Linked DNA regions of Homo sapiens: regions 1 and 3 are each linked to region 2. A link is a loop called in an ENCODE intact Hi-C map of the cell type or tissue named here. Cell type or tissue: heart left ventricle. All regions are shown on one strand.

Evidence for each region. Peaks named below come from ENCODE experiments on the same cell type or tissue, not always from the same donor. Only the 100,000 strongest peaks of a DNase experiment are listed, where the experiment ranks them.
Region 1: it touches region 2 in a loop (12-fold over the local background); 97 of 110 quality-filtered maps call a loop at or near these places.
Region 3: it touches region 2 in a loop (4-fold over the local background); 3 of 110 quality-filtered maps call a loop at or near these places.

Annotation. Positions count from the first base shown.
Region 1 is chr4:3,341,298-3,349,297 of GRCh38, reverse strand. It overlaps RGS12 (regulator of G protein signaling 12), which reads right to left. Exons shown (of 18, transcript NM_001394154.1): 3 at 6,245-6,361. Among named protein-coding and RNA genes, the nearest start is that of RGS12, 52 kb to the right of the region's middle. In heart left ventricle, CTCF peaks have their summits at 2,837 and 3,048; no DNase peak of the experiment used is centred here.
Region 2 is chr4:3,440,490-3,448,489 of GRCh38, reverse strand. It overlaps HGFAC (HGF activator), which reads right to left and starts at 6,522. Exons shown (of 14, transcript NM_001528.4): 1 at 6,372-6,522; 2 at 5,578-5,758; 3 at 5,344-5,440; 4 at 5,070-5,149; 5 at 4,329-4,451; 6 at 4,048-4,179; 7 at 3,757-3,867; 8 at 3,497-3,671; 9 at 3,140-3,225; 10 at 2,196-2,448; 11 at 859-998; 12 at 455-595; 13 at 214-362. The coding sequence starts at 6,488. RefSeq lists a silencer at 4,943-4,992. In heart left ventricle, CTCF peaks have their summits at 4,597 and 4,833 (motif pointing right); DNase peaks (open chromatin) are centred at 1,019, 3,799, 4,839, 5,349 and 3 weaker places.
Region 3 is chr4:3,142,298-3,150,297 of GRCh38, reverse strand. It overlaps HTT (huntingtin), which reads right to left. Exons shown (of 67, transcript NM_001388492.1): 23 at 7,412-7,532; 24 at 5,070-5,146; 25 at 3,350-3,501; 26 at 2,091-2,293. Among named protein-coding and RNA genes, the nearest start is that of HTT, 72 kb to the right of the region's middle. In heart left ventricle, a CTCF peak has its summit at 4,616 (motif pointing left); no DNase peak of the experiment used is centred here.

The DNA of each region.
Region 1 (8,000 bases), 99 kb after region 2:
GCAGAAAGGCTTAAGGATGTCATCGAAGGCCTATATTGGTCATAAAAGTCTGTGAAAGATAAATTTACGAAATAAATTTTATATGATTAAGTTGGTTATAATTAGAAGAAAATTATGTGTAAGTCCTTCTAAAGACCAAACTTTAATATTAAAAATACACTAATACAAAGCAAAAAACGTGGTCGCTTATGTTAGAACAACAGGGTTTTCCTGAAGTATTGATCGGCTATTAGTAAAACTGCAGGACGTTTTGATTTTTAATTCTGAAGTATGTTTATAAAACAAGCTTCTGAACTGCAGCTTTTTTCTATTTTAGTCTCCATCTAATTTCCCTCGTATGAGGTTAGAAATGCTGTCTTCATTTAGAATGGCAATTTCATTTCTCCAGGCAGGGTCTTCCTCTCCAGGTGAATCTGACAGCCTCGGCTTGGGCTTGGCCTTGCTGCGTGTGACCTGCTGGCCGCATATCACTGCCTTCCACTCTCTCCCCTTGAGAAGCTGCAGCTGCTTGCTTGGCTAGGGCAAGGACTCTTTCCTTCAACTTTTTTGTCAGCTCCTGGAACTTTTTTCTCCAGTTTTAACTGTGTTACTATGGTCTGATGCACTGTTTTCCGCCTGTATAACTCGATTCTGTACATTCGGCTTTTCTGGATGTGTCTGAATTGTTCCATGGAACCAGAAAACTTCCCATACTGTGACTTAGAGCCCTGTACTGCCCTGCTCAAGCCACTAACTGTCACATTGACATTCCTCTATAATACGGTGCGCACTCGTAATACTGGACACCCTCTTCCTATGTCTCATTAAATTCAAGTACTTTTCATCAGCTTCTACTTCCAGGCAAACCAAACGGGCTTCCCATGAGGAGAAGCAATCACACCACAGGAGGTTTTTCTTTACCTTTTTGGTAACTGGCCTACGAAACAAAGATTTTATGTTTTATCAAGATAATTTCCTGTGTTGTCTTTATTAAGTTTTTTATTTTGTAGGAAAACTGAGCTTTGAGTGGGTTGTTTGTTTACATTCATGGAACTCCCTGTGTTGCTTCTGAAGTCTTTCTCATTCTGGTTAAATGAATGACTATTATCTAATAGTGACCTGTGCTCCTGTTTTGATCAGGCGTTTTAAATCTTTTGGCATCTTTGATGGGCTTCCCCAAGATATAAATTCTAAATTAAATCTTTTTGACCCATAATTAGCTTTAGTATTTTCCAGTCAAGCTTCTGGAGAGCCTCAAAGGACGTATCTCTCATCTTACAAAGACTTATCTGGTACGTCTGGTAAATGATTAGGCTTATCTGGTAAATTGTATAAAAAACACTGTAAAATGATACGTGATGCTAGACCTTCTTTCAGTTACATTTATGGGTGTGTTTTTATAGGAATGTTCCAAAATTGTATAAAACTCTCAGAAACCTAATATGCCATAACTCTAGTTATTATGTTGTATGCTACAGAAATAGCCAGATTTCCTTGTCAATTGCTAATTATAATGAACTTCCACCAGATTTTAAACCATAGCTATTCTGTTTTCCTTATCCATTGTTATTGTTTTGATTTTTCTCTAAAAGCATTTGCAATCAGATTCATGGAAAAGACTCTAAGAAGCACTCTTAAATACAGGTTTCTAATAACTTTAAGATCGACAGACTAACTGAAAATTCTTCAGAACTCTAATAAGGAAACAGATGAATTTGTGAAACTACTTATCAAGATCAAGCAGAACAAAAATTAATTACATGAGATTAAATAACTGATGAGATGTTTTTATGACTTTTATTTGAAACATTGTTGGTTCTTTACTTAAATGTTTTGTTTTCCAGATCTAAGGATGTTTTCTTTCTTTCTTTTTTTGAGACAGAGTCTCACTCTGTTGCCTAGGCTGGAGTGCAGTGGCGGGATCTGGGCTCACTGCAAACTCCGCCTCCCAGGATCACGCCATTCTCCGGCCTCACCCTCCCGAGTAGCTGAGAATACAGGCGCCCACCACCACGCCCGGCTAATTTTTTGTATTTTTAGTAGAGACGGGGTCTCACCACGTTAGCCAGGATGGTCTCGATCTCCTGACCTTGTGATCCGCCCACCTCAGCCTCCCAAAGTGCTGGGATTATAGGCGTGAGCCACCGTGCCTGGCCAGAACGTTATCTTTCTTAAACTGTTTATAACTTACAGCAATCTGGTAAAGTATACTTCTGTGAAAACAAAAGTAAAAACATTTGCTTTTTCTCCCTACTCGATCCCTCCAAAATTTGGAAACTGTTCACATGTATTCTTATGGCAATGTGGTTATTTACAAAAAAAAAAAAATCTGTTCCCTCTTTGTAGCAGGATACAACTGAGACCAGTGGTTCTGTTCCCAATGCCTTGTCTGGAATCTCAAATTTGAGAACGTGCATAGAATACCCTGCTTCAAGGGTTCCTAGACTTACAGCGGGTAAGTAAAAACTGTCACTTCGTATCAGGCCCAGAAACCTTAAGACTGTAGGCAAAATCTATAGTCTGCCTTGGTTTGGCTTCCCAGCCTCAGGAGGTTGTTAAAATCGGAGTGATTTTTTTCTTGTGTGATCAATGTAGAGAGAAGCAGCCATGTTTCTGAAGAAAAGCTGCAATACTCCTGTTATTAGACTGGAGCCCTGTGCACTGTTTCCAAGCTCCTCAATTCTTCCAGCTTCCTCCCATCCAACTTTCTCCCATAGAATCACTAAAAGCAGAGAACTACTCTATTCCTGAAGCCCTATAAGCTGAAACTAAATGTTAAGGGACAAAATCCCATTCCTGATGCGTGGGCCACACCAAGAGTTCACCAAACCACTGATGCCACAACCAGAGACACTTAGACCACAAGACAGGACTAGAAGCCGACAGCTTCATGCTGTGGGCAGCTTCTCCAAGGCACTGGAATAAGAGTCCATATTATAAAGACACATTTACCCCTCTTAATGCCTACCTTTTTGACTCGGCAGAATAATGGTGTAATCGAAATTTCACAATCAGTAGCTTCTGCTGGGAACTAGATAGAACCCTAAGAGATCCTTGAGTCCCCCTAGTGGGTGACTTTGGGAACATCCCTAATACAACTGGTGCTCACTCTGCTTTAATCCAACTCAGTCATGGGACACTAGATGATAAAATTGCTCTAAATTATCCATTGCGTAAAGAAGGAAATGTCTGTGCTATTGCTGATACTACCTGCTATACCTGGATAAATTCTTCTGGGAAAATTAAGGACCATATACCCAAAATAAGAAAACAGGTCGGGGCATGGTGGCTCATGCCTGTAATCTCAGCAGAGGCGGGAAGACAGATTGAGCCCAGGAATTCAAGATCTGCCCGGGCAACATGAGAAACCCCATTCTCCACAAAAAGGAAAAAGTACACACACACCAAAAAAGGAAACAGGCCATATATTATAAAAAGTCTCACCCAATTCCCTATGGTCATTTGATTTATTCAACTGGTTGTCTTTAAGCCTATGTTCATGACTCAAAACATTATGCAAACTAGGATTGTCATATTATTATTAATTTCACTCTGCATTTTCCCTTTATAAATTTTTTATCTGTTGCTTAAGTCTCTGCAGAAGTACAACTCCTAACAGAATCGTGCTGGCCCAGCGCGTTGAGATGATGCCAACACCCATGGAACAGACAAAACCGTACTTAACAGTGGACTCAGGTAGACTGCGCCTGAGGGCCACTCCCTCCACACCTCCCTGGTTGCTCAAATGTGGCTAAATGAGCTCTGACACTGACTCCTGGTCACCAGTCACTTCCTGATGATGTGGAACCAGACCACACCAAACTGGGACAGCTCCATCCCAGCACCAAGGGGCAATCAAAGCCTGACTGCAGGATGACTGGTCAGCTATGCTTTTGGAGAAAGATCTCAATTAAAAGGGGGAAATGTGAAAGTTGTCAGAAAGAAAATGGAGTCACTTGTATTAAAAACCCTAACAAAGTGTTACAGAGCCAGAGAAGGCCAGGAAGGGAGGGTTCTCATGCTCATAGACCTGATAACAAATCCATCACAAAAGACTGCAAAACCACAACCTTGCACACAGGCCATCTCAGCCTCACATACAAAAATATTCCTCTGAGGACATCTGTCCCGCAACTGCCTGTCCAACCTTGGACTGGTCCCATCCTTGTAAGATAATTATCTCAAAACAATCCTGTGATCCTCCTCATTTTTCCTTGAAAAACTGCTGTCTTTCTTGACCTCCCTGAATATTCATAGTTTACTACAGCATGCATATTCTCATTGCAATGCCTATTCCCAAATATTAATAAATATCGTTTTCTTACAGAGAGCCTTCCTCCGTGTTATTCAGGACGATGGGCTCAAGAGGCAAACCACCCCTCACTTGGGAAGGCTGCTCAGATCCCTCTCCAAGGAGTCATGGAAGGCAGCCAGCAGCGAGCAGGGCCCACACAGAAAAGGACAGGCAGCCCTGCCACCTGGGCCATCCTCCTTGGCCCCAGTAAGAGATTTACAGCCAGGAAGTTTAAGGTGTGGGGCAAAGACAGCAGGGACCACAAGCCATGTGGAAAGCAGCAGGGCCCTGGTGGAGATGGAGCATCCACTGGGGACACCCAGTGATTAGACGCTGGAGCTGTCTATCAGGAGCATGGCACTGACCCTGGCATGGGGCACACCCAGCAGCAATCCACCATGAGATAGAAGTTTACACCCAGCAGGGAAGGGGCAGGTTGTGCAGAGCACGTGGCCCAGACCCACATATCATTCACCAGGGCACCAGCACAGCTCTGTCAGCCCAAACCTAGGGCCACACAGTGAGTTCCTCATGACCAACAGAAAAGGAGGAAAATGAACAGGACTTGTGCACAGATGGTCAGCTCAGCATGGCAGTATGAGCCAAAAATGGTCCCGGGGTCCTCAGCCTCAAGCTAGGCCCTGCCTTAGGTAGCACACACCCCTTTTGAGTCTTCATCAGCAGCATGAGCACCCCATTGCAGCCGATTCTGATTGCTGCCCGCCCAGATACAGCACGCTAGCCCTGACCTGCCCTCGAGTTCCCCGGAGAGACCAAAGCTAAACAGGCCATCCAAGGGCAGATTCCTATTTGCAGCCACAACGTGCCAATCCCCAGGACCCCTGCCATCCCTGAAGCCACCTTTTCTCCTGGAAGAGCAGGAGCTGGAGCAGTCACTGTGGACGGAGTCTGGCCACACCGCTCATGCAGATCCTTCCCAGCTAAGAACACTCTCGCCCGTCCCACACGCGCTGAAGGAGACATGTACAAGAATGCCGTAAGGGCAGACTCTCTCCCACTCCCACTGAGTGTCTATCGATAGCGGAAGGCATCAATCATCGTCATATACTCATAGCAGAATGCCATACAACAAGTAAAAGGACTGGACTGAAAGTCCAGGAGTAAATCTTGAAAACATGACACATGTTCTAGAATAAGACATTAATAAGAAGACATAGAATACAGCTGCACCTGTATAAAATTTTAAAACATGCCAAATGAGACAGTCAAAGGATCAGTGGTTGTCAGAGTTCAACGGGAGGGTGCAGGGTAAACAGGTGGGGCATAGAGGATTTCCAGGGCGGCGGCTTTCTCGGTGATACACAGCGGTGGGTGCACGGCACGGACATTTGTCCAAACCCACAGAGAGGACAGCACGGGCAGGAACCCTCGTGTGAGCTGCGGACCTAAGCTAATAATCATATGTCTACACTGGCCTGTCAACTGTAACAAACACCCACACCAATGCAGGACGTAATGATCCCGACGGCGCATTTTTAACAAGTGGGTGGGGGCATAAGGGAACTCTCTGTACTTTCTGTAAACCTAAAACTGCTATAAAAAATAAAATCTTTTCATTGTTCTTTACAAAAGAAACACAGATAGACGAGCCACACAAAATGACACTTACCCATGTCTGTGGATCACGCCCCGTCTTTAAGGGGGCAATGACAGGCCCTACCTCGTAGAGTATTTGTGGGGATTAAACCAGCTCATTTCTAGAAGTGTTCACTGGAGTCTGGCACACAGAAGAGCACCCCAGAAAGCCCTGTGACAGCTCAGACACATTGCAGGGTAGAAAGGTTCCCAAATGTGCATGGGACGCTGTCCCCCAGAAAACAGGGGTTACCACTACAGAGGAGGAGGGGAGGGGACCACAGGGACTCAAAAAACAGCCAGACGTATCTGCAAGGTGGACTTGCATTTTTTAAAACTTGAAGGAGAAAAGAAGAAAAATGAAAATTAAATTACCTCAAGATCATCAAGGGAGCGAGTGATACTGAATCTCTTGGATCTCCCAAATGATCTCCGAGCAGACGTGCGTTGAGAAGGCTGAGTGAGTCCAGTTCCCCGCCCAAATTTTGAGCCCTAAACACGAAGAAAAAAGGCATCAGGTTATTCTTTTGCAAAGAGATGTTTAGTCTTGTCCAATGCATGGCATAGCAGAAAATCAAGGAATACTGTGGAACAAAGACTTTTTAAAAAGAGAGATTTAAAAGTCATCCCAGGGTAAATCTTAGGTATATTTTATACAAGAAAAACATGCAAAATTGAAAAAAAAACAGTCATCCCAGGATCGTCAAGTATTTGCTCTGCCAACTGTGTGCCTCTGACAAAGCCTCCACCTCTGTAAACACAGAACAGGATGACGGCAGCCCACCCACAAGGCTGTTACCCAGATCAAATGAAATCACGTGCAAGGGTGCTTGGAAAGTGGACACAGTACACTGAGAGTAAAGATGACTAGTATGATGATTAGTAAAGATGAAGGCAGGTTTTCAGCAAAGTCGTGCTTTTTCATAATTTTGTAAGCACTTTAGGAAATGAAAGAATCCCTAAGCATTCAGCTGGTGTCTGAAGACCCAACCAACTCCGGCGCAGGAAATAACTGGCTATTAAAACATCCTGTCTCTCCTCCTCCAGGAAATGACCAGAATTAATTCAATTCGACAAACATCTATGTTGTGCCCATCATTATGCTAGACACTTCCCCAGATGAGAAGCTGGCTCCAGCAAATCAGTCGCCACCTCTTAAAAACAAAAAGCATCACAGTTGGGAGCTCTGCTTTCCTGAGGACTTGGAATCCTAAGTGACCAATTTCAGGCTTGAAGGAAGGGAACCTGTTTATGTCAAGATTTTGAGGCTCTGCAGCTACTTTTGTCTCTCCACCTGCATAAGAGTCTTGTAGAAAACCTTGCCACAATTCCTTGAGAGTCCCTAGGGAAACCTACAGCATGCCTGCACCTTTCTGGAAGCAGATGGAGCAGGCCACCCTCCCGCCTCTCCCCTCTCCTTGACCACCACGCTGACACACCCCATCATGTCCTCAGACCCATTCCCGCCTGGGTCTCCCTGCACTGCGCTGCTCCTCCTCAACTGAAAAGTCCTTCCTACCCCACCCATTGTCACGGCCCAGCCCCACACCACCCCACACCCCGGGGCCTCTGCAGCCCCTACCCTCCGCCCACACCTCCATCCTCCACCCTCCCTTCTGTCCACACCCCCATCTCTCCACCCTCCCTCCCCCCACACCATCTCTCCACCCTTGTCCCCTCCCCACACCCTCATCTCTCCACCCTCCCCTCCGCCCACACCCCCATCTCTCCACCCTCCCTCCCCACACCCCCATCTCCCCTCCCCCCACACCCCCATCTCTCCACCCTCCCTCCCCCCACACCATCTCTCCACCCTTGTCCCCTCCCCACACCCTCATCTCTCCACCCTCCCCTCCGCCCACACCCCCATCTCTCCACCCTCCCTCCCCCCACACCCCCATCTCTCCACCCTTGTCCCCTCCCCGCCATACCCCCATCTCTCCACCCTCCCTCCCCCCGCACCCCCATCTCTACACCCTTGTCCCCTCCCCACATACCCCCATCTCTCCACCCTCCCCTCCGCCCACACCATCTCTCCACCCTCCCTCCCCCCGTACCCCCATCTCTCCACCCTTGTCCCCTCCTCCCCCATACCCCCATCTCTCCACCCTCCCTCCCCCCATACCCCATC
Region 2 (8,000 bases):
TGTGTGAGGAGGATGCCCTTCCGGCAGGGCTCTGGGTGGCCCTGGGGTGCTGGCCACCGACAGTAAGTGTGCTCCCTGCCCAGGGGTCCCTGGCTGGCCCTGCCAGGTTGGGGTGCCGCCAGGCTCTGGGCTCCCCAGGGGCAAGCATCTCGGAGACTCAGGACCAGCTGAGCCCCCACCAGTCGGGTCCTGGTGGGGCGGGCACCAGCTCACCTGGCAGGCGTCGGACTTGCAGTCGAAGTAGCCGGCACAGAGCATGTTGGGGCTGATGTCGGCGCCGTAGACCTCAGGGCTGCTGCACTTGTGGTCGGCGACCAGGGGGACCAGGGCCTCCCGCAGGGAGCTGGAGTAGCCGCTCACGTCTGTGGGACACAATGCCCTCAGCGTGACACCCACACTGTGGCTGGCCACTGTCCACCCTGGCGGGGCGCTGGGCGCCCCCCTCCCAACTCACTCTCATCCAAGTGGCCCCAGCCCGCAATCTGGCACTTGTGTCCTGCGGGGAAGGTGCTGCCGGGCTCGGGCAGGCAGATGGGCTGCACGAACTGCGAGCGTGTGGCACAGCGGTCCCCTTTCTTCTTCAGCCGGATCAGGACTGATCAGAAGAGTGGCCAGGGTCAGCCTGTGGTGTGCGGGCTGAACGGGAGGCTGTCGGGGCCCGTGGTGGAGGGAGGGTAGCCAGTGGGGTCCACAGGGCAGCCTGGGAGATCCAGAAGGGAGCGGTGCCCTGTCCTCCCTGCCCTGCCCCCAGCTTCCCCCGCACCACATGTCTGCCCAGCTCCTGCCCCTGTCTGGGCCTGGCCTGGGGAGCACAGGGCCCACCTGCCCAGAGTGCAGCCACGACACGCCGGAGCTCACCGAGGTCGTGGTCGCTGGGGTTGAACACCGAGTACAGGGTGTACGGGATGTACTTCTCGATGCCGAAGGTCTGCGTCACGTCCGTCGTGCGGTTGAAGAAGTGCTGGCCCAGCACCACGGAGACGCTGTCCCTGGGGGGGCTGTGCAAGGGGGGCTGGAGGCTGCATGGACCAGCCCTCCCCCAGCCACCGGGCTCACCTCTCCCCACCCCCTGTCAGGCCCACGGAGGCCAATGGTGTGGGACCCTGGTCCCGGGGAGGGGTCTGAGCAGGTGCCTGGGTGTGGGCTGTTGATACTGGGGAGACAGGGACCACCAAGCAGGGGCTATTGCCAGTCACCCCCAGATCCAGGCATGGGAGCTGAAGTGCGGTGCCATCCCTCCTGACAACACTGGTCACAAGCCCTGGGGGGAGTCTCAGGCCAAGCCCAGGCAGGATCGGCTGCAAGGCCGACCCGAGTGGGTGGAGACCTGGCCTGCTCAGGCCCTGCCCCAGCTTCCATCCACATTGTGGGGTCCCCAGATGCAGCCCTCACTCCTGCTGGGCACAGAGCCTGGGCCCCTGAGCCTGGCTCCCATCTGCTGTGTGGAGGTCGCTCCACCCTGCCTCGGCCTCCTGCCCTGGGCTCCATGTGGGGAACCCCATTTCTCCACACTGAGGAAGGCTCTGGCCCCATTTGCAGGCCCAGGAGCCGCCGGCTGCAGGTTCTGCAGGGCCACGCAGGACCCCACCCTGGGAGCTGTGGTCCTCGAAAGGCCGCCAGACCCTCGGCTGGCCGGACCCCTGCCCCTAATCACTGGGGTGCCCATCGAAGGTGGAAGGGCGTCTGGCCCAGGCTGCTCCGTCTCAGGGTCTCCCCACTCGAGGCCCGCCTCCCAGAGTGTGGGCCTGGGTGGCTGTGCGCCCCCACTGAGGGGAGCCGGCTGAGTGGGCTGGGCCTCAGTTTCCCTGGCTGTGCTTGGGCTCCTAGGGCTCTGACGCATTGTCACTGCGCTCCCTGGCTCCCTACTGAGAGCCAGGACTCTGGGAGGGGCGGGGCCTGCGGGGAGGACAGGACCTGGCCCACTGCACTCTCCGCAGGCGCTGGGTCCTCTGTGGAAATGCCACTGACCCCTGGCCTCCCTCAATAGGGACAGGGTTTCTGGAGTGTCCATGCATGCCCAGCTCAGGACTGAGCCCCAAGACCCAGAGGGGTCAGAGAGGGTTACCGGGGACCCCGGGAAGGGGTCAGCAGAGGCACCGGGATGGGGTCCGCAAGCGGGTGGGGACAGGCGCATAGTGACGCTGGATGGTGTGTGGGGCCTCAGGGCAGGTGACTGGGGCCCAGAGGAGGTGCACCTGTGGGAGAAGCAGTGGGCGGCCGACACCACCCAGCAGGTGTGGACCAGGCTCCCGGCGCAGAAGCTGTCCCCGATGTAGATGGCGGCCAGCCAGGGGTGCGAGCCGGGCAGCGAGGAGGAGCCGCCGATGATACGTGGCCGCAGGAACGTCCTCTTCTTGTGCCTCCTGCCGCAGGCCTGGCGCCCCGGGGAGGCTGGCTCAGGCAGGGTCGCCAGGAGATCCGGTGACAGTTGGACTCTGGTGAGGGATTCTGGGAGCAAAGGTCACCGGGTCACACCCCTGGGGTTCACAGGGCCAGCCCCCTTCCACACACAGGCCCTACCCGGCAGGAGGCGCTGCAGAGGGCCATGGCCGGACCCCCTGTCCACGCTGCTCAGGCCCTGGCGCCCACTCACCTCTGCCCTCAGTTTCCAAATCTGTAGAATGGGGTTTGATGCCCGATCCCGAGGCTCTGTGAGGGCCAGAGGGGCTGGACACACGGAGGCCTTTGTGGCCCCCTCAGCAGCCCGGAACCCCACAGCCAGCCCCAGCACAGTCAGAGACCCCCACATGAGAGCCCCGGGCTGGCCCCGCCGGGGTCCTAGGGAGCCGGGGGGCCTCTCCCCAGGGCAGGAAGCAGGTGGCCTCTGGGGGGCCTGCACGCTGCCCTCCCTGCACCTCCCTGAAAGGCTTCTGCGGCCATCCTGGGCATGGTCCAGGCTGGGCAGGTGCCACCCCGAGGCCGTCGCCTGGTGACCAGCCCCCTGCAGCGGGCTGCTTCCCCACTGTGACCCCAGTACCGACCCACTGCGTGACCTTGGACCAGCCTGATCCCGTGAGCTCCAGTTTCCCCATTTGTCAGAGATGCAGTAGCCAGGTGTGCGGAGGGGCTAGGAGGATCACGGGGAAAACTGCTGTGACCTCGGTGGGGCCCAAGGCAGCACCCCCCGCCAGCCGCGCACCGCAGGCCTCCAGGCGGCAGTACTCCCAGGAGAGCGCGCTGTCCTTCACCACGTAGCACCAGGGCCTCTCGTCATTGTCCGGATTCCTGCGGTGCATAAGTGGGGGCTGGCAGGGAGTCACACTGCCCCTCGAAGAGGGCATGGGGAGGGGGCATCGGAACCCCCAGCAGGGCGGTTCCCCGCACCTGGAGCAGTGGGAAGAGAGTGGCCCTCCCTCGGGCAGCCTCCCAGGCAGAGGTTCCGGGGCCTGTCTGGACGGAGCTGGCCCCGCCTGGGTCCTAGGGAGCCGGGGGGCCTCTCCCCAGGACAAATCCTGCCTGCCCCGCATGCGGCGGCCTGGAGCGGCGTGGTGCTGACCGGCAGTAGGCATGGGGGCCCAGGCCCAGCAGGGCCGCGGCGCCCACGGAGTCCACGTGCAGCTCCTGGTAGAGCAGATCGGAGTTCCAGGCCAGGCAGCTGAGGCCCGAGGCTGAGGTGCTGGCCACGCCACGGTACCCAGTGCCGTTCCCCAAGAAGCAGCGCTCATCAGGCTCTGCGGGCAGAGGGGCAGTGAGGCCGGCCCACGGTGGGTCCACCCGGCACTGCCCCAGGGCACCCCGGGGGGCTGACCCACTCACCGATGTTGCAGAGCCGTCCAGCGAAGCCTGGTGGGCAGGCACACACGGTGGTCCCGGTGGCCACGATCAGGTGGCAGGTGCCCCCGTTCAGGCAAGGGCTGCTCAGACAAGCTGGGGGCAGGGCCGAGGAGCTGGGCCAGGGGCCGCGCAGTGCCCCACGACAGCGGAGTCGGGGCCGGGGTCCACCCCTTGTCCCTTGTTTCTGGGTGACCTCAGGCCATTCCTCCCACTCGGGTGTGGACAGGGACACCCGTCAGGGGTCAGTGGCACGGCTCACACCCCGTGGCGCACCTGTATGTCGGGTGCCTTCGCACCAGGTCCGGCCCCCGAAGCACTCGCACTGTTCCACGTGGCCCTGGCGCACGCGGGCCCAGCGGTCGCCCCCCTCCAGGTACTCGTAGCGGGTCTCATCAAAGCATTTCTCTGAGGGGTGCACAGTAAGCCCTCACACCCTGCCACCTGCTGTCCCCGTGCAGGGCCCCTGCCCTGCACTCGGGAGCCACCTGTTCTCCCATCCTCCGGGGACTTGCTCCGGCCCCTGGACCCCTGCGGACCTCCGAGGCCCAGCTCACCTGTGCCGCAGTCCTTGCCGGTGAAGGCCCGGGGGCAGCTGCAGTGATAGGACTGGGGGTCCTGGGTATTGGAGCAGGAGCCTCCATTGAGGCAGGGGCCGGAGGCACAGGGATCCAGGGCAGCTGGGGACATGCGGGAGGGGGTGTGAGGGGCGGACTGGGAGGCTCAGGGTCCCTCTGTGACATTCTCTGCTTGCTAAGGCGTCCATCAGGCCCCAGTGAGGGGCTCTGAGAGCAAAGGGGCCCTCTCTACGCCCCTCGGGGTGCAAGGTCCCTGGGAGGGGCACAGACCTCCCCTTCCTCCCAGCGTCCCCCACTCAACACCTGGGCCACTGGCCCAGCTGTGCACGTGGCTTCCTGGAAGCCTGACACCCACACTGTCAGGCAGCAGACCCCTCCCATGTGTCCCAGGACCCATGTGAGCAGGGCGGCTGGCACCGCACCCCACAGACCCTGCCCACCTGTCCCCTGCCTGGGGCACGCCTGTGTGGCTGCAGGGCCCGGCCTCACCACCAGGCGGCGCCTTGGCCCCAGCGATGGCCGCGCAGCCACCATGAGACGCAGGTCCCACCTGGGAGAGGCTCTGGCCCTAAGTGGCACCCACCGGGGTTAATCCCAGAGCTCCTCTTCTGCTCCCCTCCAGCCAGGACCCCTGCCCGGGTCCGCCCCATCCTCCCCTTGGCCCTTCTGGCCTGGCCCAGTGCCCCCTGCCCGCCCCAGGCTACCCAACCCAGCACCCACCTGGGCCCCCTGGAGGCGGGGTGGCCTCCACACAGTAGCCCCAGGCCCTGTCCCGGTCGTAGTTGTGAGTTGTGGCACACCTGGGGGGCGACACCTGCGTGCATGGGGGTCCCAGGCAGAGGCCCCCCACCCCACCCCACCACCCTGGAGGGTCTCTGGGTTCACTGGGTCCGCCTGCTGCGTGGTGAGCGCCTACTGTGTGCCCGGCTCCCAGAAAAGCAGGCAGCGTGGGGCAGGTGACCCCAGCTCGGGTGCCCCGGCTGCCCGGACCCACCACTTCCTGTGTGCACTGCCCTCCGAAGTGCAGGCATGCAGCATGCGGCCCCCGTAGCGGAAGGGGAACCTGCAGGGCCTCCCGTCCTCGGTGAGTGCTGTGGGGAGGGGGTGGCAGGGTCAGGGCTCCCTCGAGGGGCACCCGAGCCCCTCAGGACCTCCAGCCGCAGCCATGCTCCTCCCACCCAGCCCTAAGGTGAAGCACGACACCTCCTCCCAGGCCCACCTGACCCACCTTGGGCCTGGGGGCTACTGCTCGAGGGAACTGCCCTGGGCGGGGGCGGGAGCCCCCCACTTTGGGGTCCCTCTGCCTCTGGAGCACTTGTTGCTGGGGTCTCAGAGGTCACAGAGGTCACCAGGATAGTGGGGATCGCAGGGGTCGCTGTGGCATTAGGTTCTGGGGACTCCGTACGGTTCTAGGAGGAGCAGAAAGGGTGTCAGTGTGGGACAGACCCTCACACTCAGGTCCTGCCGGGCAGGAGGTCACAGCCCTGAGCCTGTTTCCATACTGGGGCCCCCAGATCTCGGAGCAGGTTCCAGGAGGACACACGACATTCCTGAGGCCTCAGCCAGGCCCTGACACCTTCCCCGCCCTCGGCCCCTAGTTAACACCTGCTCAGGGTCACTGCCCAGGCCCAGGCACTGCTACCCACCAAGCTTAAACCCTGACGTCAGTTTTTGGTGATGGGAGCAGCTAGGAGGCCCTGGGAGGTTCCCCCAACCTCACGCATCCAGACCCAACAGAGGTCCAGAGAGAGGGGGCAGCCCCCAGACCCATAGGGGCCCAGGCCAGGCCGCACAGGGATGACAGCCCCCAGGTGGGGCTCCGTGAGCCCAGGCCCCAGCCTCCAAGGCCAGTCCAGCACCCACCTGCCCTGTGAGGGCCAGCTTTCAACGTAAGCCCCCTGCTCGGACCCCCGCCCCCTCAAATCCCCACGCTCTGTGGCGACCCTCCCTCTGGCCTCCTCCCAAGGACCCCAAGTAGCCACTGGGAACCTCTGGTCGCACTGCGACAAGGTCAGTGCTCACCCCGCCAGGCTGGGGCTGGAACCCCCGTGGCAGCAGCAGCAGCAGCAGGAGGAGGAGGAGGAAGGGGCCCAGCCCCGGTGGGGGCCAGGGGCTGGGGACCCAGGCCCAGCGCCCCATGGCTCCTGAGCTGGCCTGAGGGGCAGTGGGAGGCGGGAGCAGAGCGGCCAAGGCAGGTGGGGTCAAGGCTTCGTGGAAATGATTAACCCTGGCTGCCTCCCACGTCAGGCGGGCCCAGCCGGAGAGGAAGTCCCCGAGTCCCCTGGCCCCCACACCTGCTGCCCACCTCACTTTGACCCTACCTGGAAGCCCAGCTGTCTCTCTGGCCTCGGCCTGCACTGGTCCTAGTCCTAGACCTGACATGGTCCTTGGGCCTCAGCTTAGAAGCCTCCTCCAGGAAGTCTTCCAGGATAATGCAGATAGGTTGGGGCCTAGATGGTCTGGCGCCGCTCCCAGTCCCTGCAGGCCACAGAGCTGGCCACCATCTGCCTGTGAATTGTCCATGATGAGAGCCACTACGGGCGCTGGGCCTTGGAGGTGTCCAGCTCTGTGCCCAGCACAGCACAGACAGTAGCAGTGGGGATGGGATTGTCCCTGTCCCACAGACGGCAGCACTGGGGGCTCCTGGAGGGTTCGGTGCTGCATCCTCTCGGTGGCCCCAGGGCTGGCCAAAAGGCCAGGCACAGGGAGGAGAGGGGCCACGCAATGGCTGAGTGTAGCATAGGATGACCTGAGATCCTGCCCCACCTGCCTGTTCTGACTCTGGGGGTGGCCAGGGCCCCCCAGCAGCCCCTGGTGATGTTCAGAGTGTCCCTTCCTCCCCGTCTCCCAGACAGACCCAGGAGTCCACTCCAAGAAGCCTTTCCAACCCCAGCTCCCCACCGCCGCCTGGATGGTACAGGCCAAGTCTGCGGCAGCACAACCCTGGGCCAGGTACCCTGGGGCCTGGGATGGAGCTGGAGTCACGGAATTCGTGACTTGGGGCTGTGGGCAGAGCTGCCTGAGGAACCTCTTCTGCAATATTGGAGCAGCCGCTACGGCACCTCGGGTTCCTCCTGAGTCAGCAGCGACATCCCAGGGCTGCCGAGGTGGGAGGAGGGGTGAGTGAACCACTGTGGCCTGGAGACCAGCGAGGGCTGAAGCTGCCTCCCTGTATCCCCTAAAACCCCTCTCTCTGCCCCCCATTTGCCTGTCTGTGCAGAGGGAGAGAGAATGGACACCCACTGACCACCCAGCTTGACACCGTGGGCCCCAGGGGGCACAGTGCACATGGAGGCGTGGTGGGCCCTGGGGGCACGGTGAATGGGGGGTTGGGGGTTGGGGGGGAGGTCATGGTGGGCCCTGGGGCACGGTGAATGGGGGGTTGGGGGTTGGGGGGGAGGTCATGGTGGGCCCTGGGGGCACGGTGAATGTGGAGGCATGGTGGGTGCTGGGGGCACGGTGAATGGGGGGTTGGGGGTTGGGGGGGAGGTCATGGTGGGCCCTGGGGGCACGGTGAATGTGGAGGCATGGTGGGTGCTGGGAGCAGGATGGATGCGGGCTTGTGGTGGGTGGTACACACAGCTGGCACTGGGCTTCATCTTCCATTCCGACCCCTCCCCCAGCCCCCTTCCTAGAGCACCACTAAGTGGG
Region 3 (8,000 bases), 300 kb after region 2:
AATCGGGGTTCAGTTCTTCAGTCACACTAGCTGCATTTCAAGGGCTCAACAGCTATATGTGTTTAGTGGCTACTGTCTTGCCTGGCATAGCTATGGAGCACTGCCATGGTTATAGAAAATTCTGCCACTCTCTAGAACAGCACTGGCCCAGAGACTACAAAGAGAGAAGACGGCCTAGGACAGAGCCTAGAAAGCATGTGCTGGTGGGCAGGAAGGACTGAACCCAGTGACTGGGGAGTGGCAAGTGGGTAAGGGAACACCCAGGAGGCCCTCTGAAAGCCAACTGAAGAGGACACTCAAGATGGGGGTAGCAGCCTGCAGGATACAAAGAGGGAAAGGCAGGCAGGACCAGAGCAGTGCCCAGAGATGTAAAGACATGATCTGGGCGGGAAACGCTGCTATGGAGTGTGGCAACAGAAACCACCAGCAGGGGTTAAGGAAGGATGGCTGAAGTAGTAGACAGGGTCCAGGCCAAGAGAGCCAAAGAAGCCTTGCAAACAAGGTCCACCTCAGAGCAGTGGGAAGCTCTGTGGGCTGAGGCTGGGACTCTCCAGAGATGTTTGCAGAGAAGGGAGAAGACTGATGGCAGCTAAAGGAGAATGGGAAGTTAGTAGGGAGATTTTTAAAGGTAGAAGACAAGGCAAAGAGAGAGTAATCAGATATAAACAGTAAGTGAACTGGTCTATCTTAGGCTGGGCGTGGTGGCTCATGCCCGTAATCCCAACACTTTGGGAGGCCGAAGCGGATAGATCACTTCAGGTCAGGAGTTTGAGACCAACCTGACCAACATGGTGAAACCCCGTCTCTACTAAAACTACAAAAAAATTAGCTGGGTGTGGTGGTGCATGCCTGTAATCCCAGCTGTAATCTGCCTCGAGAGGCTGAGGCAGAAGAATCGTTTGAACCCAGGAGGCAGAAGTTGCAGTGAGCTGAGATCACACCATTGCACTCCAGCCCAGGCAACAAGAATGAAACTCCATCTCAAAAAAAAAAAAAAAAAAAAGTATGTGAACTGGTCTATCTTAAATCCATTGTACAAATAGTTAACATTTGTTTTGAAGTTGATTTTATTGCTTCACAGAAAAGCAAAACTGTCCCTGAGATTGGCAGAACATTCTACAACCATGGAAATGCTCCATAACTATGCTAGCCAGGACAGTAGCCATTAACCAAGATTTAAGGAGACAGCAATGAGGTACTTGGCCAGGAACATCAATTCTGAGCTTTCTTGGCTAATGCTGGAAACCTAAAACTAAAGCTAGGTATTTCCCTCTTAGGGATAACAGTGACTGATGATACTAAAAGAGCTATAAAACACATGGTCACATTTTTTTCTTCTTTTGGAAAGAGTCTGACTCTGTCACCCAGGCTGGAGTGCAGCGGCACAATCAAGGCTTACTGCAAACTCCGCCTCCCAGGTTCAAGCAACTCTCTTGCCTCAGCCTCCCAAGTAGCTGGGATTACAGGCACGCACCACCATGCCCATCTAATTTTTTTTTTGAGACGGAGTCTCGCTCTGTCACCCAGGCTGGAGTGCAGTGGCACGATCTCGGCTCACTGCAAGCTCCGCCTCCCGGATTCACGCCATTCTCCTGCCTCAGCCTCCCGAGCAGCTGGGACTACAGGCGCCCGCCACCATGCTCAGATAATTTTTTTGTATTTTTAGTAGAGACGGGGTTTCACTGTGTTAGCCAGGATGGTCTTGATCTCTTGACCTCGTGATCCGCCCACCTCGGCCTCCCAAAGTGCTGGGATTACAGGCTTGAGCCACCACGCCCGGCCCAACCCATCTAATTTTTTGTATTTTTAGTAGAGAGGGGGTTTCGTGATGTTGCCCAGGCTGGTCTCGAACTCTTGGCCTCAAGTGATCCACTTGCCTCAGTCTCCCAAAGTGCTGGAATAACAGGCACGAGCCACTGCACCCATCCACATGGTCACATTTTGATGTTAAATTTAGTGTCACAATCTGAGCAATTTTGTTCATTTAAAGCAAAAAGAGAATAAAGAAGGGACAGATTACTAAACAAAGGTAGTCTGGAAACCCATAGTCATTAAGGCTGTATGAATCCAGCACCCAAGTGGGACATTACCTTTATTGCGGGTCCAGGAGCCACGTCATCCAGGACGTGGGCACAAATGTTAATCACCTTCAGCAGGTGAGAGAAGAGCTGCTCCACCATGGGCACCAGGGCCCGGTCCCCCAGGGCTGGCCAGACCTCCTCTTGCTTGGTGGCTGCTGGGTTGGCTTCTTCTTCAGAGGCCCATGAACTTCTCAGAGATTTGGGAGCACTGGCTGTGATATGGGCACAGACATTACCTCTCCACCCCAATAGCATGGGAAGGACAAATTGCTTGGGGAACTGAAGTCATTTAAGACCCTATGTTGAGAGTTGGCCAGACATCTGTGCCTGATATTCAACTGATAAGCCAAACTCAAACTGAAACTGATGTTTCCCGCACAAATCTGTGTTCCCAATTTCCATGACTGTCACCACCACACACCTGCCCAGGATGTGAAGTCATCCCAGGTTTCTTTGTCTTCACAACCGAAGTTCAGTTGGTGAACCAGGCCTGGCAATTCTGCCTCCTTCATTCTCTTACAATCAGTGTCTTCCCTACAGTCCCAAAGCCATTATCTTGCCTTAGCATCAACATTAATCTCCTGAGTCTCCCTACCTTCTCCTCCAGCCCATGTTCAAGTTGGATGAATGATCTTATTAAAATACTCATCTTTTAGTCCCTTTCACGAAACTCTCCTATAGCCCCCTGAAGCAAATAGCACAGGCCCCAATTCTTTCATGGAGATTGGCAACTTCTCCCAAAATCAATTTCAATGGACTCCGTCTTCCTTGCTGGCCACATCCTCCATTATCATCGCCAAGGTGCTACACCCTCTCCGTGTTGTGCTCTTTCCTACCAGCCCATAAATCTGCCCAAGGAGAGTGATTAGGGCCACTCTGTGTGACCACTGCACTTTTGTTTACGTGTATCCCCCTCTAATCTAAAACTAACTTGAGAATGAAGTCCATACATTATACTTTCTTAACATCCCAGTGCCCGAGGGAGTACTGGCATATGGTGCCCATTAAAATGAAATTCAAAATGAGTTTACTTGTAGTTAACTGAGGGGCTATATTGGGAAGAGGCTACTTTAAAATACTCAGCACAGAACAGCTGCCAACTGCATGTGTTTATGCATATAGGTAACATCTGAAATTTGACTAAAGGGACAAGCCATCACTGGCAATGACCTTATAGTATTTTCCCCTCATATGCTCACCACCCCCATTCCCCCTAAGGAAATCAAAATCCAAGTCCTGGAGTCCCTGTTTCAACTCAGTACCAGTACCTGCAAGCAAGTTTCCGGCCAAAATCAAAGCATCTTGATGGGCTGAGAGATCCAATGGGAACCAAGCTGACGAGAGCAGGGTCAGAATCATTGTGGCCATCCCAACGGTACAGCTCTTCCTAGACTCATCTGAGGCACTCAGTGGAGGCACTCTGGAAGCAGACATTTGCAAAGTCAAATTATAGACAATTTTTAAGCAAACAACAGTCTTCCTTTCTCTTGCAATTCCAAGAGGAAGGCATGTCACAATACATTTTATACCAGCTCAGAAATTGTTTTATTTTTAATCAACTAACATCTTTCCTATAAATCAGAGCTCCATAAAAATCATTTGAGAAATGAAATCAGGTAGTAGATCTGAATGAAAGTATTGGGGCCTAAGTGTCCAATGAAGGAATGCTTTTACTAGGGCATATGACAATGGTTCTGCTGAACTGGAGATGAGACAGCTACCCAGACATTTGGGCATGTTAATGCCATTGAGTAAACAGGCACAAAATAAAAGAGAATTGGCTGGGGTGAACTCTTTATTACTATGGAAAAATAGTGTACTTGATACACAATGGGGCAGGTCTGACGTGGTTAGTTTTCCTGATATTATTATGTTGGTTCCCCAATGGTATCCTTTAACACGCCATATCTTGTAGTAAAAGTTATTGAAAGACAAATTGCAACCTCAAATAAGCAGGACTACCCAGGGCTCAATCCCCTAGAAAAGACAGTGTAAGTCAAACTACCAAGCATTGAACTCCAACCACCTGAGGTGCTGACTGAGCATTAAGAGAACATAGAATGGATATGGAGAATAGAACTCATAAATATCAACCCCTTGTGAACAGATGCAGAAACGAGGATTATGGTGTCTACCCATATTTTCTTTTTTATTTTATCATTTAAATCTATATTTTAAATTGTAAAAAGTATTAGAACTGTATGTTTACTTGAACGGATTTTTAACTTTCTTTAAATTAATACATTTTACTCCAATGCCAAAGTTGCCCAGAAGTGAAGTCTAGTGCCAGACCTATGATTAGAAACCGTAGCTGCTCAGTCTGTATGTGAGGAAGGTGGGAAAGCAATCATTCTAGAGCAGATAATGTAATCCACTTCAAGCAAATATCAGTTGGTCATTTGCTGACACACACAAGAAATCTGCAGGTTTACTTCTCAAATGTGATGTGAGTCACCAAAATCATTCTCAGTAATTGATACACAAAATGAAAGCCTATTCCTGAATGCTGGAGAAGACTTGAAATTATTTCCCAGATGCTAGTAGGGCCATCTACTGGAGGAAAATCATTTTTAAATAAAAGCTGTTAATACAAGAACAGTAGTTCCTAAATCATCACCATTTCGTATGCTAGGTCACAATTAAGTGAAAAAAGGTTCCTAAACTTCTAATTCACAGCAAATAATTTTGGAAAGAGTCAAGCTAATGAGAAAAGCCTTTTGCCAGCATATGAAAATTCCCTTAAATGAACTTGAAGACCACACCCTGAAATTCCCATCAATGCCTAAGAACATTTGGCATTCATTTCCCACAGCTCCTGTCACTAGTCTCACACAGCTAATATAGCAGAAACAAGTATTCCATCAGATATTTTTCCAAAAAGCCAAATTGATAAAAGACTTAAAAAGAAAGAAAAAGGGCATCCTAATAACTATGTTTATGTCATACTGTTGTAGACAACTATTAATATATACTGAGGAAAATACATACCCACAGTGCCAACCTAAACTCCAAATGCAAACTGGGAAGGCAGTGGAAAGAAGACACAAAGCTTCACAGCATCCAAACTGAGAAGAAAGAAACAATAAAATCACACCCAAACACCACAAAGGTTTATTGAATTATATCTCCTGTTACCCTTTATAAAAAGTACAAACAATGAGAAGAAAACTGAGATCTGTGTATGATAACCACAGGATATCTGTCCCACCATGGTACAACTTCCTACTTTAGACACCTCAAACACGTGTTATCAGAATGGCAATTATATCCCAATGAAGAGAGGTTCCTGTGCTGCCCACACCCTGGAATGATCTCCCACCCTTCCGCCTCTCAACTGCCCCTGCACATCCTTAGGAGCTGAGCTCCAGCTTACCACATCGTCTCCCTGACCAGCCTGCAGAAACCCTAAGGGCAGGAATCCTGTTTTTCCATCCCAAGCCTACAACAGTGCCCGACACAGTCGGCCACAATAAAAATAAATAAGCAAAGTTTACGATATTTTGAACAAATCAAGGGAAGACCATACTGCAGACAGCCCAAACAATATTTAGTCTTCTATAACATGGAAGTATTTCTTTTGTCAAATAAAATAAAAAGGTCTGGCTGGGCGCAGTAGCTCACGCCTGTAATCCCAGCACTTTGGGAGGCCGAGGTGGGTGGATCACGAGGTCAGGAGTTCGAGACCAGCCTGACCAACCTGGTGAAACCCTACCTCTACTAAAAATACAAAAATTAGCCAGGTGTGGTGCCACACGCCTGTAATTCCAGCCACTCAGGAGGCTGGGGCCAGAGAATCATTTGAACCCAGGAAGCGGAGGCTGCAGTGAGCCAAGATCATGCCACTGTGCTCTAGCCTGGGCAACAGAGTGAGATTCCATCTCAAAAAATAAAAATAAAAAGGTTTAACCTGGTCACCAGCAAATTAACATTACTTTTGTATATTATTTTTTTCTGATAACAAAAGTTATACTTGCTCATTTTAGAAAATTTGAGAATATCTGAAAAATATAAAGAAGAAAAAAATCATCCACAATCCCAAAATTTATCTTGGTGATTATCTGCCAGTGTGAGAAATGTATATATGTAAATATTATTTTTCTTAACTGAAATCCGACTATACCCCCACCAGGTTTGTATTCTGCCTTTTTTCACTCAATATTACAATCCAGATTATACATCTCCATATTGTTAAAAATTCTCCAAAGCATCACACTATATACTAGCATATGTACATAATTTAATTATTCTTGGATTCTTGGATATTATGGTTCTTTTCTAATGTCAGCAACATAAATTCTTATTATAAAAATGTAAGGCCAGGCATGGTGGCTCACACCTGTAATCCCAGCACTTTGGGGGGTCGAGGAGGGCGGATCACCTGAGGTTGGGAGTTTGAGACCAGCCTGACCAACATGGAGAAACCCTGTCTCTACTAAAAATACAAAATTAGCCGGGCATGGTGGTGCATGCCTGTAATCCCAGCTACTCAGGAGGCTGAGGCAGGAGAATTGCTTGAACCCGGGAGGTGGAGGTTGTGGTGAGCTGAGATCATGCCATTGCACTCCAGCCTGGGCAACAAGAGCAAAACTCTGTCTCAAAAAAAAAATAATAAAATTAAAAAAATAAAAATGTAAAAATGTAAATTATAAATATTTTTCCCTTAGTATATATTACCAGGTCACTGAGTTAATTATAATCTAGACATTTTAAACTTCTGATACATTACCAATGCAGGTGACAGTAGTTTACTTTTTTCTTTTCTTTTTTTTTTTTTTTTTTTGAGACAGAGTCTCGCTCTATTGCACAGGCTGGAGTGCAGTGGCTTGACCTCAGCTCACTGCAACCTCTACCTCCCAGGTTCAAGCGATTCTCCTGCCTCAGCCTCCTGAGTAGCTGGGATTACAGGCGCCCGCCACCACGCCCAGCTAATTTTTGTATTTTTAGTAGAGATGGGGTTTCACCACGTTGGCCAGGCTGGTATCCGACTCCTGACCTCAAGTGAGCCCCCAACCTTGGCCTCCCAAAGTGCTGGGATTACAGGCATGAGCCACCATGCCTGGCTTATTTTAATTGTTGTGTCTTCCTAAATTGGCTGAATTTTTTTATTTTGGGCGTGTATTACTTTAATAATCAGAAAAAACATAGTCATTTACATTCCTGGAGTAAGCTGAGATTCTTTTCACAGAAGCACAATTTCTTAGCAAGCCTCATGGATAAGTAAGAGCTGTAAGACAAGCACCTCACCGTAAGATGACCATACAACTAACTGGCCATACAAGCTACCAAAAACTATTACAATGTCAGTAAGACCGATCAAGAAAGAGACTTACTGTGAGTGCTCTGGTGGTTGATGTGATTAGTTCATGAGAAACTGCTGCAATAACTCTTGAAAGGTTATTTTCCATAGTGACGTCTGTTATGCTTGGTAGTAGGTTATAGCCTCTATATATTCTAATAACAAAAATATAGAGACTTAAAATACACTATTAAAACATATATTTTTAAAGATCAAATGGCATTTAAAAGTTTAAGATTAAAGATTAAAAAAAGTTAAGCAGTCTCAACTTTTAAGTGAAACGGGCTGAAAATAAATTTTGATCATTATTCCATAACAATGGCTGAATTTATTCCCTCCCTTCCTCCCAGTCTGCCCCGAACACTTTTGCTGCAGCCATACTCCCCTTACAGCGTTGCCTACTATCTGTTTAAGTTGAAATACATGCTTCATGAAGTTATTCCTGCTTCCAAGAAAAAAGAAATTCCTTTCTCCACTTCTCATCTCCCACGGCACTTTTTTGCATTCCCTTCATGGCACATGTCAATTTCTATCCCCCATTATAGTTATATACAAACTCTAATTCCTTTAGAACACATGGAAAAAAGGCAAAAAATAAAATAAATTATAAATGAATTATAATA